Regions from separate parts of the Homo sapiens genome. Here region 2 is linked to region 1. Evidence: chromatin loops called from intact Hi-C (ENCODE). Cell type or tissue: K562. All regions are shown on one strand. Each heading gives the region's core, and the rest is flanking DNA. Links, peaks and the distances in the headings are about the cores only.

Region 1 (8,340 bases), core at 286-8,285:
TTTGCTTTTAAGAAATTCAGCAATAAGAGAAAAGAAGAATTTAAACTCTATGACTTAATACTACTATTTTTCAGTTATTTCATTGAGATTTAGTACTAGGGGTTGGGGACCTTCCTGTATAAAAGATTTTTGTGGCTGAAACATATTATAGCTAAAAACTGTAATAAGCTAAAAGCGAGGAAATAAGGAATATATAGGCAGATATATCAATTTAATGGAATAGCATTTTTCATTAAGAAAGATAATTTCAATGCTATAGAGAAAATTATAATAAATTTAAAAATAGAAAATATGAACAAATAAGATATCCTAGGCCAGGCGTGGTGGCTCACGCCTGCAATCCCAGCACTTTGGGAGGCCGAGGCAGGCGGATCACCTGAGGTCGGAAATTCGAGACCAGCCTGGCCAACATGGTGAAACCCTGTCTCTACTAAAAATATAAAAATCAGCCAGGCATGGTGGCGGGTGCCTGTAATCCCAGCTACTCAGGAGGCTGAGGCAGGAGAATCACTTGAACCTGAGAGGCAGAGGTAGCAGTGAGCCAAGATCACGCCATTGCGGTCCAGCCTGGGCAACAACAATGAAACTCCATCAAAAAATAAATAAATTAATAAATAAAAATAAAAAATACCCCAACAAAGAGCAGGCATATTGGAATGGGAAAAACAAAAGACCTTCCAAAAATCATAAAGATAACCAACGACAGTTCAAAACTCATTAGGCTGGTTAAAATGTAGATTAAGGCCGAGTGCGTGGCTCACGCCTGTAATCCCAGCAGTTTGGGAGGCTGAGGCAGGCGGATCATGAGGTCAGGAGATTGAGACCATCCTGGCTAACACGGTGAAAGCCTGTCTCTACTAAAAATACAAAAACTTCGCCGGGCGTGGTGGCGGATGCCTGTAGTCCCAGCTACTCAGGAGGCTGTGGCAGGAGAATGGTGTGAACCCAGGAGACAGAGCTTGCAGTGAGCCAAGATCACGCCACTGCACTCCAGCCTGAGTGACAGAGCAAGACGCTGTCTCGAAAAAAAAAAAAAAAATAGATTAAACACAACTAAAAAGAAAATAATAAATCCAGCAGAGAGAGCTGAATAAATTATCATGGCATAAACTACCCAGAATGCAGTAGAGAGAGATAAAAACATGAAATGCTAGTTAAAACACAAAGACAAGGCCGGGCGCGGTGGCTCACGCCTGTAATCCCAGCACTTTGGGAGGCCGAAGCAGGCAGATCATGAGGTCAGGAGATCGCGATCATCCTGGCTAACATGGTGAAACCCCGTCTCTACTAAAAATACAAAAAATTAGCCGGGCGTGGTGGTGGGTGCTTGTAGTCCCAGCTACTTGGGAAGCTGAGGCAGGAGAATGGCATGAACCTGGGAGGTAGAGCTTACAGTAAGCCAAGATGGCGCTACTGCACTCCAGCCTGGGCGACGGAGCGAGACTCCATCTCTTAAAAAAAACAAAAACAAAAACAAAACACACACAAAGACAAAAAAACTAAAGTCTGTCTACTTGGAATTCTAGAAGAAGAGAACAGAAAGAATATAGATAAGATAGTATTTAAAGAGATAATGGTAGAAAAATTTCCAAAATTAAAATGCATGGAAGTTCAGATTCAGGAAACAAAGAATTCCAAGCCAAACAAAGCACATTTGAGGGCTTCTTAACAATGTGTTTCAAGGAGGAAAATTCCAAAAGGAAAGTCTGAGGTACAATAAAGAATGATGAAAAATGAAAATGGTATACATAAATGCCAGTCTAAATTAAAGAAAAGGGCTGGGCACAGTGGCTCACACCGGTAATTTGAGCACTTTGGGAGGCAGACGGACTACTTGAGCTCAGGAGATCGAGACCAGCCTGGGCAACATGGCGAAAGGCCGTCTTTACTAAAAATACAAAAAATTAGCCGGGCATGGTAGCACACGCCTGTAATTCCAACTACTGGGGAGGCTGAGGCACGAGAATCGCTTGAACCCGGGAAGCGAGGTTGCAGTGGGCCAAGATTGCACCACTGCACTCCAGTCTGGGTGACAGAGCAAGACTCCGTCCAGAAAAAAAAAAAAAAAAAAAAAAAAAAAAAGGTGAATAAAGACAACATTGATAGGGGTGAAACTAAGGGAAAAAAGAAAGGGGATGGTCATGGGACGCGCTCTAGCAGGGTGGCAATCTTTAGATGGTTATTAAGAAATGGGATGAAAAAAGTAGAAACTGATGGGTGTGAAGACAACAGTGACTCCATCTTGCATGCTAATCTACCATGTTCACTTTTGATTAACCTCAGTCCCACGAATGCCTGCTGATTTCTACTTTACTTGCTGTCCTTAGTGTAGGAACATGTACCCACTATAAATCCTGCCTTTAGAGCAAAGCAACCTTGATGTTATCACAAAAATTACAGGCTATGACACGCATAGCATTCTTGCCTGTTCTGGAGCTTGCCTTTGTCCCTACAGAGCATGTACATCCTTTCCCTATGACACTTAAGTCATGGGTCTGGGGACTAACGGTGCAGAGATCTACCTGTCTTGCTACTGCCCAAGACCATGCTTCCATCTCTAAGTTTCCCAATAAATCATCCTCTACTGACAATAAGTAAAAAAAACTGTAGAACCTCCACAAAATAGAGTAATAACACGTAGCTATAAAAAGAAATGAGGATTTCTATACATGAAGTAATGACTGGGGTATATCAATAAATTAAAGCACCAAAGTACATAACAGTATTTATAGTATGCTTTTTTTTTTTTTTTTTTTTGAGACGAAGTCTCACTCTGTTGCCCAGGCTAAAAATGCAGTGGTGCGATGGCTCACTGCAACCTCCGTGCCCCGCCGGGTTCAAGAAATTCTCGTGCCTCACCCTCCTGAGTAGCTGGGATTACAGGTGCCCACCACCACGCTCAGCTAATTTTTGTATTTTTAGTAGGGATGGTGTTTCACCATATTGGCCAGGCTGGTCTCAAACTCCTGACCTCAGGTGATCCACCCACCTTGGCCTCTCAGAGTGCTGGGATTACAGGTGTGAGCCACCACGCCCAGCCAGTACGCTATCTTTTGTGTTTATGTTGAGAGAATATAGGAGTAGATATATATTTGCTTGTATTTTAAAAAACTGGAAATAGTAAAACTAACAAAATGGTCACATAGAAAAAGGAAGGGAATAGGTTGAAAAGTATAAGAATGAAAGTGAGACTTCTATTAATGTACCTTATTAGTCTAGTTTGGACTGTCAAAGAATTTAAAAGTTTTACATAATTAAAAACAATAAATTGGCTGGGCATGGCGGCTAGAGCCTGTAATCCTGACACTTCGGGAGGCCAAGGCAGGAAGATCTCCTGAGCCAGGGAGTTCAAGACAACCCCGGGCAAAATAATGAGACAATATATTTAAAAAAAAAAAAAAAAAAAAAAAAAAAAAAAAAAAAAGGCTGGGCGCAGTGGCTCACGCCTGTAATCCCAGCACTTTGGGAGGCCAAGGCAGGTGGATCATGAGGTCAGGAGATCGAGACCAACCTGGCTAACATGGTGAAACCCCATCTCTACTAAAAATACAAAAAATTAGCCGGGCATGGTGGCGGGCGCCTATAGTGCCAGCTACTCAGGAGGCTGAGACAGGAGAATGGCGTGAACCCGGGAGGCAGAGCTTGCAGTGAGCTGAGATCACGCCACTGCACTCCAGCCTGGGCGACAGAGCAAGACTCCATCTGAAAAAAATAATAATAAAATAAAAATAAATAAAATAAAAAATAAAAAAAAATAGCCAGGTATGGTGGTACTTGCATGCCTGTAGGCCTAACTATTTGGGAGGCTGTGACAGGAGGATCCCTTGAGCCCAGGAGTTCAAGGCTGCACTGAGCTATGATCATGCCACTGCACTCCAGGCCGGGCAACAGAACAAGATATTGTTTCTAAAACAAACAAATGAAAACAATGAATCAAAAGAAAAAACGAGGACAATCCCTAAAAATCTGAGGAAATGAAATAAATGAACTCAACTGTATAACATGTTAAGGGCATAGCCACAAAGAGAAATGAATTACCTCAGATGTCTTTAAAACAAGATTTTGACTGATCATATCTAGAGTGATATATTTTAAGGATATAAAGTACAAAAAAACCTGTATTCAGTAGTCTTAATGTTATTAATAGTATGAATAAAATAGTATGAGTTAATAGTATGAATAAAAGAATAATCATGTTAATATCCTTAGGAACCAAATTTTCAGAAGAAAAGAGATATAAATATAAACCCTGTGGTTTTCAATTTGAACAATATGAACTTACATATTTCCTGTCTCTGTTTATGACAAACTATATAGCAATAATCACCCCTAGAACCTAGCTAGACTCTGCTGCTTAAATGTCATCCCTGTTCAAAGCAATCAAGCCTTGCCAGGCAAGGAGTGGAAAACCTGTAGTCCCAGCTACTCAGAAGGCTGAAGCAGGAAGATCACTTGAGCCCAGGAGTTCCAGGCTGTAGTGCACCATGATCGCATCTGTGAATAGCCACTGCACTCCAGCCTGAGCAACATGGCAAGAACCTATCTCTTAAGGGGGGAAAAAGAAGGGCCAAGGCTCATTGAAGAAATGCCTAGTTCCTACTCTGGAATAGAAACCTGGAAAAAAAACTGTGCCAGAAAGCAAGGAAGTTTCCTCTCTATCAAAGAATAATAACACAGTCAATTCAAAAAAACAAGCCTATCTAAAGATGCTCCCCACTGGCCTAAAATGGGATAATCTGAGATCAAAGTAATACTGAATAGGCTGAAATACAAAAAAAAAATAATAATATCCATATTCATGATATGTCATGAAAATTACAGATCACTACTAAAAATGGTTAGGACACCAACTCATTACTCTGAAAACTGATAAAGAAGACTAATTATAGACTTACCCTGCCTTTCCTATATATAGTTCAGGGTAACCAAATGGTTCATGAAGGATGTTCCTGTTTATAGAATTCCAGTTAATAAAAGTAAAAGGAATAATGGAATGAAAAAAATCATCATTTTGTAACCCCTAATGAAATAGTGGTTCTAGGCAATGATCATCAAAGGCTGCCAAAACCAGTAGATAAAACTTAAGGAGAACTTTATATGGAGGGATCAGGCTCTCATCACCTGAACCTCACTCATCAATCAGCATCATAAAAAGTGGGACAGGACATTAGGTGTTGGTTCACGCAGTTCAAAAGAAAGTTCATAGCGCCACCTATGGAGTTAATTTTAAAATTTAACTCGAATCTAATCAAGCCACAAGCTCTAACCAGTGTGTAGGAAACATAGGCATTAAAGGAACATGTTAACCACCAAAGTAGTCAACTCCAGAATGTGGAACATTCCACATAACATATGACTAGGTTTCCCCAGCTAACCAATGTCATAAAGAGAAAGAAAAAAAAGGAAAAGGGAATAAAAGGGACTTAACAGACATAATTTAAAAAAATACAACTGTAAAACAACAACTTTGAGATCACCAGAGAAATAATATTGACTGGGTATTAAATTATATTAAGGAAATACTGTCGATTTGTTAAGCAGGGAGATAGTAAGTGGTTATGTTACTTTTTTAAAAAGACCAGCTGGGCGCAGGTGACTTATACCTATAGTCCCAGCTACTTGGGAGGCTAAGGCAGGAGGAACACTTGAGCCCAAGAGTTCAAGGCTGCAGTGAGCTATAATGGTACCACTGCACTCTAGCCTGAGCAATAAAGTGAGACCCTGTCTCTAAAAAAAAATTAAAAATAAATTACAAAGACCTACTTGAGGCCAGGAATTCAAGACCAGACTGGGCAACACAGCAATAGCACATCTCTGCAAAAAATTTAAAAATCAGCCAGGTGTGGTGGCACGCACCTATAGTCCCAGCTGTTCAGGAGGCTAAGGCAGCAGGATGGCTTGAGTCCAAAAGTTCAAGGCTGCAGTGAGCTATGATCATGCCAATGCACTCCAGCCTGGCTGATAGAGTGAAATCTTGCCTCAAAAAAATAAATTTTAATAAAGACCTGATCAGTTAGATATGCATGTTGAATTATTTATGGATAAAATGACATGATGTCTAGGATTTGCTCTTAAAATACTCCAACAAAAATGACAGAAAGAAAGGGTGGAAGGAGTAGATAAACCAAGAATGACAAAATGTTTAAAACGTCTGGAGCTTGGTGATGGCATAGGTTCATTATGTTATTACCTTTATTTTTGTGTATGTGTGACATTTGATATTTTCCATAATAAAAGAAATTTTATAAATAATGGAAAAAGGAGAAAGTCATGTCCTACAGGGCTCTTTTTATGCTGTTACACAGAAAATCACATAGTTCCCTTTCTGACACTATAAAAAAAAAATGACAGGTATGTGAAAAAACAACAACAAGCCTACACAAGAAAATATGACTTCTCCAACAACATTTCTCTCAGAATATACAGTTCTGAGACTAAGTCAATATTATACTAGTATAATATTGTATTTGACCAGAAACTACTGGTCAAAGACAGACTAGCCTACATTTTCTCTGATAAAACACATAAAACTGTATATATTTATTAAGTGTCCGATAACATCACAAAGAAAACTGGTAGAGAAACAAACACAACAGTGGTTTCTTTAATAAATTTTGATTGAATACACTTCAAAGAGTCACTAAAATGCCCAGAACCGGACTTAGCTATAACCTATCCAATGGTGGTCACATATGTTTTTAAAAAGATGCTAACAGAAAAGGCATTTATGAGAAATAAATCAAAAGGAAGTAAAGTTATGGGCACGTTTTGCTAGTGATCAGACATTTGCAGACTACAGAAAAGCATGCCCTGGTCTGACAATGAGCTGTTGAATTCCAGTATCAAACAGAGTCCAAGCTTGGAGGTGTATGCACTGGAGGATCACATGACCCAATATAATCAAATATTCAAATCATACAATCATCTCCATTCACTTTTTTTTTCTGGCCCCATTAGTCACTTACAGGCAGTAACTGATTATCAGTATACTCCTAAAATGAAGATGAAGACCCACGTTTTGATGTTTTTCCCTTAAATAATTCTCTATCCCGCCTTCCACTCTAGGAAAGGATACTATCTTAGTGCATTTATGCTCCCATAACAAAATACCAAGGACTGGATAATTTATAAAAAAACAAATTTATTTTCTCACAGTTCTAGAGGCTGGGTAGTCCAAGATTCAAAGCACCAGCGGGTTCAATTGTCTAGTGAGGGCTGCTCTCCACTTCCAAGATGGCACCTTGTTGCTGCATCCTCCAGAGGGGAAGAATGCTATGTCCTCACATGGTGAAGGCTGAAGGGCAAGAGAGCTAGTGGCTGCATAAAGCCTCTTTCATAAGGGCCTTAAATCCCATTCCTGTAGGCCCCACCTCTTAATACCATCACACTGGCCATGAAGTTTCACCACCTAAATTTTGGATGGACATAGTCCAACAACAGCAGATGCTAAGAAACTAACTTCTTAATAGTTTAACATGAGTTAGTTCCAGAAACTAAAGATGCATATTAAATTTTGACAATGCTATTATTTTTTCGGTTACGAGAACTAGTAAACTGAGAAGATGAGCTCATAATGCAGCAATTATAAATGTTTCTCTTAGGGACATGCAAAACACATAAGATGACAGTATGCCATTAATCCACGCAGATAGCACCAATAATTTTTTTTACATGACTTGATATTCTGGCAACATTATTTGAACATGCATGGCAGAGATAGTAGAAGATTTTTAGCTATTCTGCTTTGGTAAAGTATTTCTGCTTGTCTTACTTACTGATCTATTAACAATATTAAAGGCAGACTGCCTGGGAATCTGATTTTAAAATAAATCAAAAGTAATGCAGCATTTGAAAAGGAAGGCTGTTTCCAAAGTAGAGAACATGAGAAGAAAAAGTAGGCAAGAAAACAAAGAAGAAAATGAAATAAGGAAAGTGGTATGGGCAGAAAAAGACTGTAAAAAGCTTCATATAAAAAGCAAACCGAGTTTGATGAGAAACAAGAATAAGTTGTAAATTCCTTTGGTTCAAAGGAAGAGGCATGGATGACTGACATGAACATACCAAATTGAATATAATAAACCAAATTGAAAGTAAACTAACACTAAAGAGTCTTTTAATTTATTGTCACAATAGAAACTATAATATCAGGCCAGGTACAGTGGCTCTTGCCTGTAACCCCACCACTTTGGGAGGCTGCGGGGTGCGGGGGGGTGGATTGCTTGAGCTCAGGAGTTCGAAACCAGCCTGGATAACATGGCAAAACCCTGTCTCTACAAAAAATACAAAAATTAGCTGCTTGTGGTGGCACATGCCTGTAGTCCTGGCTACTTGGGAGACTGA
Region 2 (8,340 bases), core at 279-8,278, 160 kb before region 1:
GAAGAAATAGAAGGGGAAAGGAGCTATGACTTTGATCAGTTCTTTTTAATTTTGTCTGAATTCCATTCAAACAAAACATTAGAAAATGAAACATTGGGCCAGGCGCAGTGGCTCACGCCTGTAATCCCAGCACTTTGGGAGGCTGAGGCAGGTGGATCACAAGATCAGGAGTTTAAGACCAGCCTGGCCAATATGGTGAAACCCTGTCTCTACTAGAAATACAAAAATTAGACAGGCGTGGTGGCAGGCAACTGTAACCCCAGCTACCCGGGAGGCTGAGGCAGGAGAATTGCTTGAACCCGGGAGGTGGACGTTGCGGTGAGGCGAAAATCGTGCCATTGCACTCCAGCCTGGGTGACAGAGTGAGACTCTGATTCAAAAAAAAAAAAAAAAGAAAAAAAGAAAATGAAACACTGATTTAGATTATCTAAATGGTGGATTTCCAACTTTTGAGTATGGAGAACCCCTTTTTAAGATAGATAGATGATAGATAGATAGATAGATAGATAGATAGATAGATAGATAGATAGATAGATAGATGATAGATAGATAATCAGACATCCATGTGATTGGATTGTGTTTAGTGTCCACTGATTTTTTTAAGTGATATACAATGGGAAGAAGCTACTTTATGTCAGTAATACTTTTAATTTCTGTGTTATTAATCCTGTCAATGTCTGTATTCATTTTTTAAATAGAACACTAGAAGAGTAGGACATAACACTTTCTTAGTCTATAGCTCTTGTATGGTGAGGTTTTGGATTTGCAGAAACTCTATGGCCACTCAAGGGCCTGTGGATCTGAAGTTGGGAATCATTGATCTAGATGACAGAAGATGCCCTAGATTGTTGTTTTCCATTGGTTTATATAAACCCTGAACAATGAGGATTCCCTTGATGGTGGCTGGAAACTCATCCCCCAGGCTGCACTTATGAGGCTCTCTCAAGAAGAGGGTCAGCTGGATGCAGTGGCTTATGCCTGTAGTGCCAGCTACTTGGGAGGCCAAGGTGAGAGGATTGCTTGAGCCCAGGGGTTCGAGGCCAGCCTGGGCAACATAGGGATACCACCCCCCCCGACCCCCCGCACCATCTCTAAAAAGAATGAAAGAGTGTCTTCTGGTCTCCTGCCCTCATGAAGATAATCTTTATTCTTCCATAGATTTTTATGACATCTGCGACGAGGACTGCCATGGCAGCTGCTCAGATACCAGCGAGTGCACATGCGCTCCAGGAACTGTGCTAGGCCCTGACAGGCAGACATGCTTTGGTAAGAAACTCATCAAAGGTAGAATCAGGCTATTAGGATCGAAAGGACAAATCAAAAACTCTTCCTGCCTCAGAGCACCATCATTTTCCCAGTGTGTGTCTCCAAACACTTGGAATGGTGTTTGCTTTTTAGTTTATGCCTGGACCGAAAGCCCCACGCCAAATTTGTATCATGATTAGGGACAGCAGAGAATTGTGCCCTCCACTAGGGTAGCCACAGATGGCCATGGTGCACTTGAAATGTGGCTAGTGTGACTGAAAAACTGAATTTTAATTTTATTTTAATTTTAAAAGTGATGTTTGGCTACACACGGTGGCTCGCACCTGTAATCCCAGCACTTTGGGAGGCTGAGGCTGACAGATGGCTTGAGCCCAGGAGTTTGAGACCACCCTGGGCAACAAAGAAAAAACTCATCTCTACAAAAAATATGAAAATTATGTGGGTATGATGGCAGGTACCCATAGTCTCAGCTCCTCAGGAGGCTGAGGTGGGAGGATCACTTGAACTTGGGAGTTCAAGGTTACAGTGAGCCATGGTTACACCACTGCTCTCTAGCTTGGGTGAAAGAACGAGACTCTGTTTCTAAAAATAATAATAATATCTTTAATATTGGTTATATATCAAAGTGAAAATATTTTGCATATAATTGGGTTATATAAAATATATTATTAAAATTAATTTCGCCAGTTTATTTTTAAAAAATTTTAATATGACTACTAAAAAATTTTAAATATGTAATTTGCTTTATATTTCTGTTGAACAGCACTGGTCTGGTCTAGAATTATCTAAGGACTTACTCCTCTAGCTTCACTGATACAATTTTGGTTGTTCTGAGTAGCAAGAAAGATGAGTCAGATTGTCTGTAGGAAATCCAGAGTTCTTGAATTTTATATTATGTTGTCTATAACTAGAAGAGAACAGAGATGAAAACCCCAAGATTGAATATTATTTCTCTTTCTCTTTAATGTTATGAAGCTTTTTGGATTCAGACTCAAATAGATTTAAAACAAGTCTAGAGAGAAAGGGGAAGATTGCCCTACCCTGGTCCCCCAAGAAGAACAGTAACAGGTCAGGATTGAGGTAGGAGATTAAGGTGAAAGGAGCATAAAAGGCTTATTGGTTTTTGTTTGTTTGTTTGTTTGTTTTTGAGACAGGATCTTGCTCTGTCGCCCAGGCTGGAGTGCAGTGGTGTGATCTCAGCTCATTGCAGCTTCGACATCCTGGGCCCAAGTAGCTTCTTGTTTTAGAAAAGCTTTTGCTCTTCAGTCTCCTAAATGAGCCAGGGGCAATGGCTCATGCCTGTAATCCCAGCGCTTTGAGAGGACGAAGCAAGAGGATTGCTTGAGGCCGAGTTTAAGACTAGCTTGGGCAACATAGTGAGACCCCATCTCTATAAAATAAAAATAAATTAGCCAGACATGGTGGCAGCCTTCCAAAGTAGCTGTAGTCTCAGCTGAGGTAGGTGGATTGCCTGAGCCCAGGAATTTAAGGCTGCCATCAGCTCTGATTGTGTCACTGCACTCCAGCCAGGGCGAAAGAGCAAGACCCTGTCTCTGAAAAACAAAACAAAACAAAACAAAACATAAATACTTCAATAAATAAAGCCTCCTAAATGAACCCCACTGACCATCCTGTGAAGCATGTTTCGGCTCTGCCATAGGCGTTGTTAGGGATCTCGTGTGATTGATTTTGAGTATGTGATTTAATGCTAAATGCCTTGGGGTAGGGGCAATAGTGGTTCCTGAAGTCTCTGCCCACCCTCATGTATTTCTGTTCAAAAATATTTGGCTTTATTTTAAGCCAGGAGTTGTTCATGCATTTCTTTGCTTTTGTTTTAATATAACTTTTGAAGAGGTAATACGTTTAAATGGTTCCCAAATTAAACAACATGAAAAAGTATACAGCAAACTGTCCAGCTCTCAGTCACCCTCTTGCCCCATTTCCCTCTTCCCCAACTCCATCCCAAGGAAACGGCTGTATTATTTTCTTATATGTGCTTCCAGGGTTTCTACAGTCAGATTTAAAAATGTAAATATATATATGTGTATTAGTCTGTTCTCATGCTGCTAGTAAAGGCATACCCAAGCCTGGATTTATAAAGGAAATTTATAAAGGAAAGAAGTGTAATTGACTCACCCTTCCACATTGCTGAGGAGGCCTCACAATCATGGCAGAAGATGAATGAGAAGCAAAGTCACATCTTACATGGCAGCAGGCAAGAGAGCATGTGTAGGGGAACTCCCATTTATAAAACCATTGGATTTCGTGAGACTTACTTACTACCAAGAGAACAGTGTGGGGGAAATTGCACCCATGATTCAATTATCTCCACCTGGCCCCACCCTTTACACATGGGGACTATTACAATTCAAGGTGAGATTTGGGTGCAGACACAGCCAAATCATATCAATATGTTTACTTATTGGCCATTTTTAAACATCAAAGGTAGCATATCATTCACATCTCTTCCTTAATTTATCTTAGACAATCTTTTTCTATCAAAGCCCCAAGTTCCTATGTGGGGTCTGTGGGACTTCAGGGAGATGGTGAATCCTCTGAAATTGTAGACAGTGTTTTGTGTTTGTAAGCATGTGTCAATTTTCCTTTAGTTTTTATTTAAATGTAATAATTTTAATTATTTTAAATTATATAATTTGTTCAGGCAGCATACAAGAAAATAATATAACAGACACTCATGTACCTAGATTTAACTAGAGTTAAGTTTTGCTTCCTTTTTGTTTTTCTTTTCTTTTTTTTTGAGATGGAGTTTCACTCCTGTTGCCCAGGCTGGAGTGCAATGGCACAATCTCGACTCACTGCAACCTCCACCTCCCAGGTTCAAGTGATTCTCCCGCCTCAGCCTCTAGAGTAGCTAGGATTACAGATGCTCACCACCATGCCTGGCTAATTCTTTTGTATTTTTAGTAGAGACAGGGTTTCACCATGTTAGCCAGGCTGGTCTTGAGCTCCTGACCTCAGGTGATCCACCCACCTTGGCCTCCCAAAGTGCTGGGATTACAGGCGTGAGCCACCATGCCCAGCCCCCTTTTTCTTTTAATTTAAATACAATTTTGTAAATACAGTAAAGCCATCCCACCCCATCCTGCTTTCTTCTCTCAGCCTCCAGGGGTAATCATTGTTTTGAAATTAACATGTGTTCTTCTCATCCCATTTTAATGCTTTTATTATTTATGTATGTACCCATAACAATAGATAGCATTGTTTTGTGTGTTCTTAGAATTAACATAAAAATGATACCTTACCCAATGTGTGAGATTTTCTCTAGCAGGTACCCATAAGAATGGAACTGCTGGGGCATAGAGTATCTTCACTGGCTATAACAATAAACCCCAAATAATGATGGGTTAAATAAGTAGAAGTTTATTTCTCTCTCATATTAAAAAAAAAATCAGTCCTAAGGGAGGAGACCACCCCTCATATTGTCTTATGCCTAATTTCTGCCTCCAAAAAAAGAAGAAGTAAGAACTAAAAGACAGAAATGAAATCCACAGGCAGACAGCCCGGCGCCACACCCTGGGCCTGGTAGTTAAAGATCGACCCCTGACCTAACCGGTTATGTTATCTATAGATTACAGACATTGTATGGAAAAGCACTGTGAAAATCCCTGTCCTGTTCTGTTCTGTTCTGATTACCGGTGCCTGCAGCCCCCAGTCACGTACGCCCCTGCTTGCTCAATCGATCATGACCCTCTCACGCAGACCCCCTTAGAGTTGTAAGCCCTTAAGAGGGACAGGAATTGCTCACTTGGGGACCTCAGTTGTTGGAGACCTGAGTCTTGCCGGAGCTCCCGGCCGAATAAAGCCCTTCCTTCTTTAACTCGCTGTCTGAGGGGTTTTGTCTGCGGCTTGTCCTGCTACAGTCCAAGATAAGCAGTCCAGGCTTGGAATAGAGGCTTCTAAGTGACCTACCCAAGCACGGATGTCACCATGTCTACATCCAGGAAGGCTGTGGGCCTCTAACCATCTACTTTCCAGGCAGTATAATGAGGAAAGGGAAAGAAGGAGCCCTGATAAAGATTCTTAATATTATCAACATTTTGCATTTCTACAAGTTCTGTTTGTTTGTTTTCAGTTCTGCCTTGTCTTTTTACACACTTCTTTTATTTTGCTTATTATCCTTTCTTTTATCTTTTTACTAATTCTTTAAATACTTGTATTATGGATTTTTCTGGATAATTCTGTTATCTCCAGTTCAAAGCCTCTAATTATCACGATAATGCTCTCTCACAGTGGATCATCCCTCATGTAAGTGTCTTGTGGCAGACCATCTTCTGTTGTAGTTTTTTCTGTAGGACACCACTCGTGTCATCTGGTATCTTTGTTTAGTGTTGCTATAAAGGAATACCTGAGGCTGGGTAATTTATAAAGAAAATGGGTTTATTTGGTTTATGATTCTGCTGGCTGGGAGACTGAGCATCTGGGGAGGGCCTCAGGCTGCTCCCACTCATGGAGGAAGGTGAAGGGTGCTGGCATGTGCAGAGATCTCATGGCAAGACAGGAAGTGAGAGTGAGAAGGGGGAGGTGGCAGGCTCCTTTTAAACACGCTGAAACTAATCTAATAGAGCAAGAACTCACTTATTACTGCAAAGACAGCACCAAGCCATTCACAGGGGACTTGCCTCCAAGACCTGAACACCTCTCATTAGGCCTCACCTCCAACATCGAGATCAAATCTCAATATGAGGCCAGGCACTGAGGCTCATGCCAGTAATCCCAGCACTTTGGGAGGCCAAGGCAGGTGGATCACTTGAGGTCAGGAGTTCATGACCAGCCTGGCCAACATGGTGAAATCCTGTCTCTACTAAAAATACAAAAATTAGCTGGGCGTGGTGGTGCGTGCCTGTAATCCCAGCTACTCGGAAGTCTGAGGCAGGAGTATCGCTTGAACCTGGGAGGCAGGGGTTGCAGTGAGCAGAGATCACACCACTGCACTCCAGTCTGGGTGACAGAGGCTCCGTCTCAAAAAAAAAGAAAAATCTCGCTATGAGATTTGGAGGGGTCAAATATCCAAACCACAGCACCTGGTTTGAGGAAGTTTTACACAGAGCACTTTTTCAAATGCTCCTGTCAGCATCACAGATGCTTTATCAGACCTAGGCCAAATTTTCCATCAATTTCTCAGCTTCAAGTTTCCCCATACCATGTGGGAAGTGTAAAACCGTACTTCAGCCATGGCAGAGCCCTGGCTTGGGGCTTCCATTGCTTGTGAAGGCTTTTCTTTCTCCTAGAGCCTTGGGCAGAGTTTCCTTATTGCTTCCCTGGGCCACTGGGCAAAGTTCTCCCCATCTCATTGAGGGGATACATCTTCTGGGGTCCTAGACTTAAGCAGGGTTTCAGTCACAGCTTATCTCCTCTCCTGGGGCCAAGGTCATGCCTCCTGTCATCGCATGGGTGTTTAACCCCAGTCCTTGGTTTATGTCCTATCTAGGCCTGTTATTCCTGAGGACTATGACAAATTTAGCTCCCAAGCTTCCTTTTCCTTGTTTGTAGAAAGAAAAGCATAGACATTTGCTGCCAACTGTGCATTTTTTTACAAGAGTCCATACCTTTCATCAGATTCTTAAAAAGGTTAGCAATCATTGCTTAAGTACAGAGTGAGAATATACTAATTTAAAAAACAGATTTTGAGGGTAATAGTTCATGTTACAAAAGAAAATTGCCTTACAAAATATTTTATCAGCTATTTCCTTCTGTAATGGAAGCTCCTTTCATGACTTAAAACAATTTACTTTATAAGTTTGTATTTATTTAGCAACTTCTCAGGAACTCATTAAAGAAAGTGAAATTCACCAATACAAATAGGTAGGTGTACCCACGACTCAAAAGGAACTTCATTTTCCCATTGTTTTTCCCTGAAGAGAAGGTAATTGGCAAGCAATTAGGTACCTTCCACTCAGCAAAGGGCAGATGAACCAATAACGTGGTTGAGGAGATCAGGTGGATGGGAGTGATGATACTGGATCAGAGGGGGAGCTGGATGGTGGAAGGTGCATCAACAGGATCTGAAAAGATGTGGAAATTCTGCCCGGGGGGTTGGGAAAAGGCTGAATCACTCAGCAGTATAGAAACAGTGTGGTTTCTCTTCTGCAGATGAAAATGAATGTGAGCAAAACAACGGTGGCTGCAGTGAGATCTGTGTGAACCTCAAAAACTCCTACCGCTGTGAGTGTGGGGTTGGCCGTGTGCTAAGAAGTGATGGCAAGACTTGTGAAGGTGAGAATGGGCAAAAAGGGACCCAAATCAAGAGCCCAGAGGAAGCCACTGGCTTATTCTCTGATGTTCAGGAAACTGCCTTAGTGTCCGAAGAGAGCAACCGTTTGGCTGTGCAAAGAAATGACAAAAGGCGTTCATCAACATTGAGAATACTCACGCTATGGACAGAATTCAGTTTTGATTTTGTCTCTAAGATTTAACAGGAGGGAATTTTGCAAGAGGCAGAAAGCCACATTTTTATGTGAGAAATAAAAATAGGGTGTTCTGGCCAGGTGCAGTGGTTCATGCCTGAAATCACAGCACTTTGGGAGGCTGAAGTGGGAGGATCACTTGAGGCCAGGAGTTTAAGACCAGCCTGGGCAACATAGTAAGACACTACCTCTACAGAAAATTAAAAAATAAAAATTAGTTGGGTATGGTAGTGCATGCTTGTAGTCCCAGCCACTCAGAAGGCTGAGGCAGTAGGATTACTTGAGCCCAAGAGTTTGAGGCTGCATTAAGCTATGATTGCGCCACTGCACTCCAGCCTGGGCAACAGAGAGAAAATATCTCAAAAAAAAAAGGAGGGTGGATATTTGGTATTTCTCAAACTTTAATGTGCCCACGAATCACTTAGGATCTTGTCAAAATGCAGATTCTGATTTAGTAGGTCTGAGATCAGGTCAAGATATTGCATTTTTAAACAAGTTCTAGGAGTCAGCTATGCTGCTGGTCCAAGGAGCACACCTGGACTGGCCAGGTAATAGAGGCAGTAGCATAACCACTGGCCGACAGCTGTGTTTCCCAAACTTCCCTGCTGCTGAGAAGCACCTGGGGCTTTTACGCTTAGCCCCTCCCAGA

Evidence for each region. Hi-C counts contacts between places; a loop is a spot of excess contacts. Peaks named below come from ENCODE experiments on the same cell type or tissue, not always from the same donor. Only the 100,000 strongest peaks of a DNase experiment are listed, where the experiment ranks them.
Region 2: it touches region 1 in a loop (2.2-fold over the local background); 2 of 110 quality-filtered maps call a loop at or near these places.

What each region holds. Positions count from the first base shown.
Region 1 is chr10:73,056,038-73,064,377 of GRCh38, forward strand. All of the region lies in intron 5 of P4HA1 (prolyl 4-hydroxylase subunit alpha 1), which reads right to left. Among named protein-coding and RNA genes, the nearest start is that of P4HA1, 37 kb to the right of the region's middle. In K562, for the core only: a CTCF peak has its summit at 5,208; a DNase peak (open chromatin) is centred at 5,204.
Region 2 is chr10:72,899,219-72,907,558 of GRCh38, forward strand. OIT3 (oncoprotein induced transcript 3) reads left to right here. Exons shown (of 9, transcript NM_152635.3): 3 at 1,159-1,266; 4 at 7,378-7,500. Among named protein-coding and RNA genes, the nearest start is that of OIT3, 9.6 kb to the left of the region's middle. In K562, for the core only: no CTCF peak of the experiment used is centred there; a DNase peak (open chromatin) is centred at 5,185.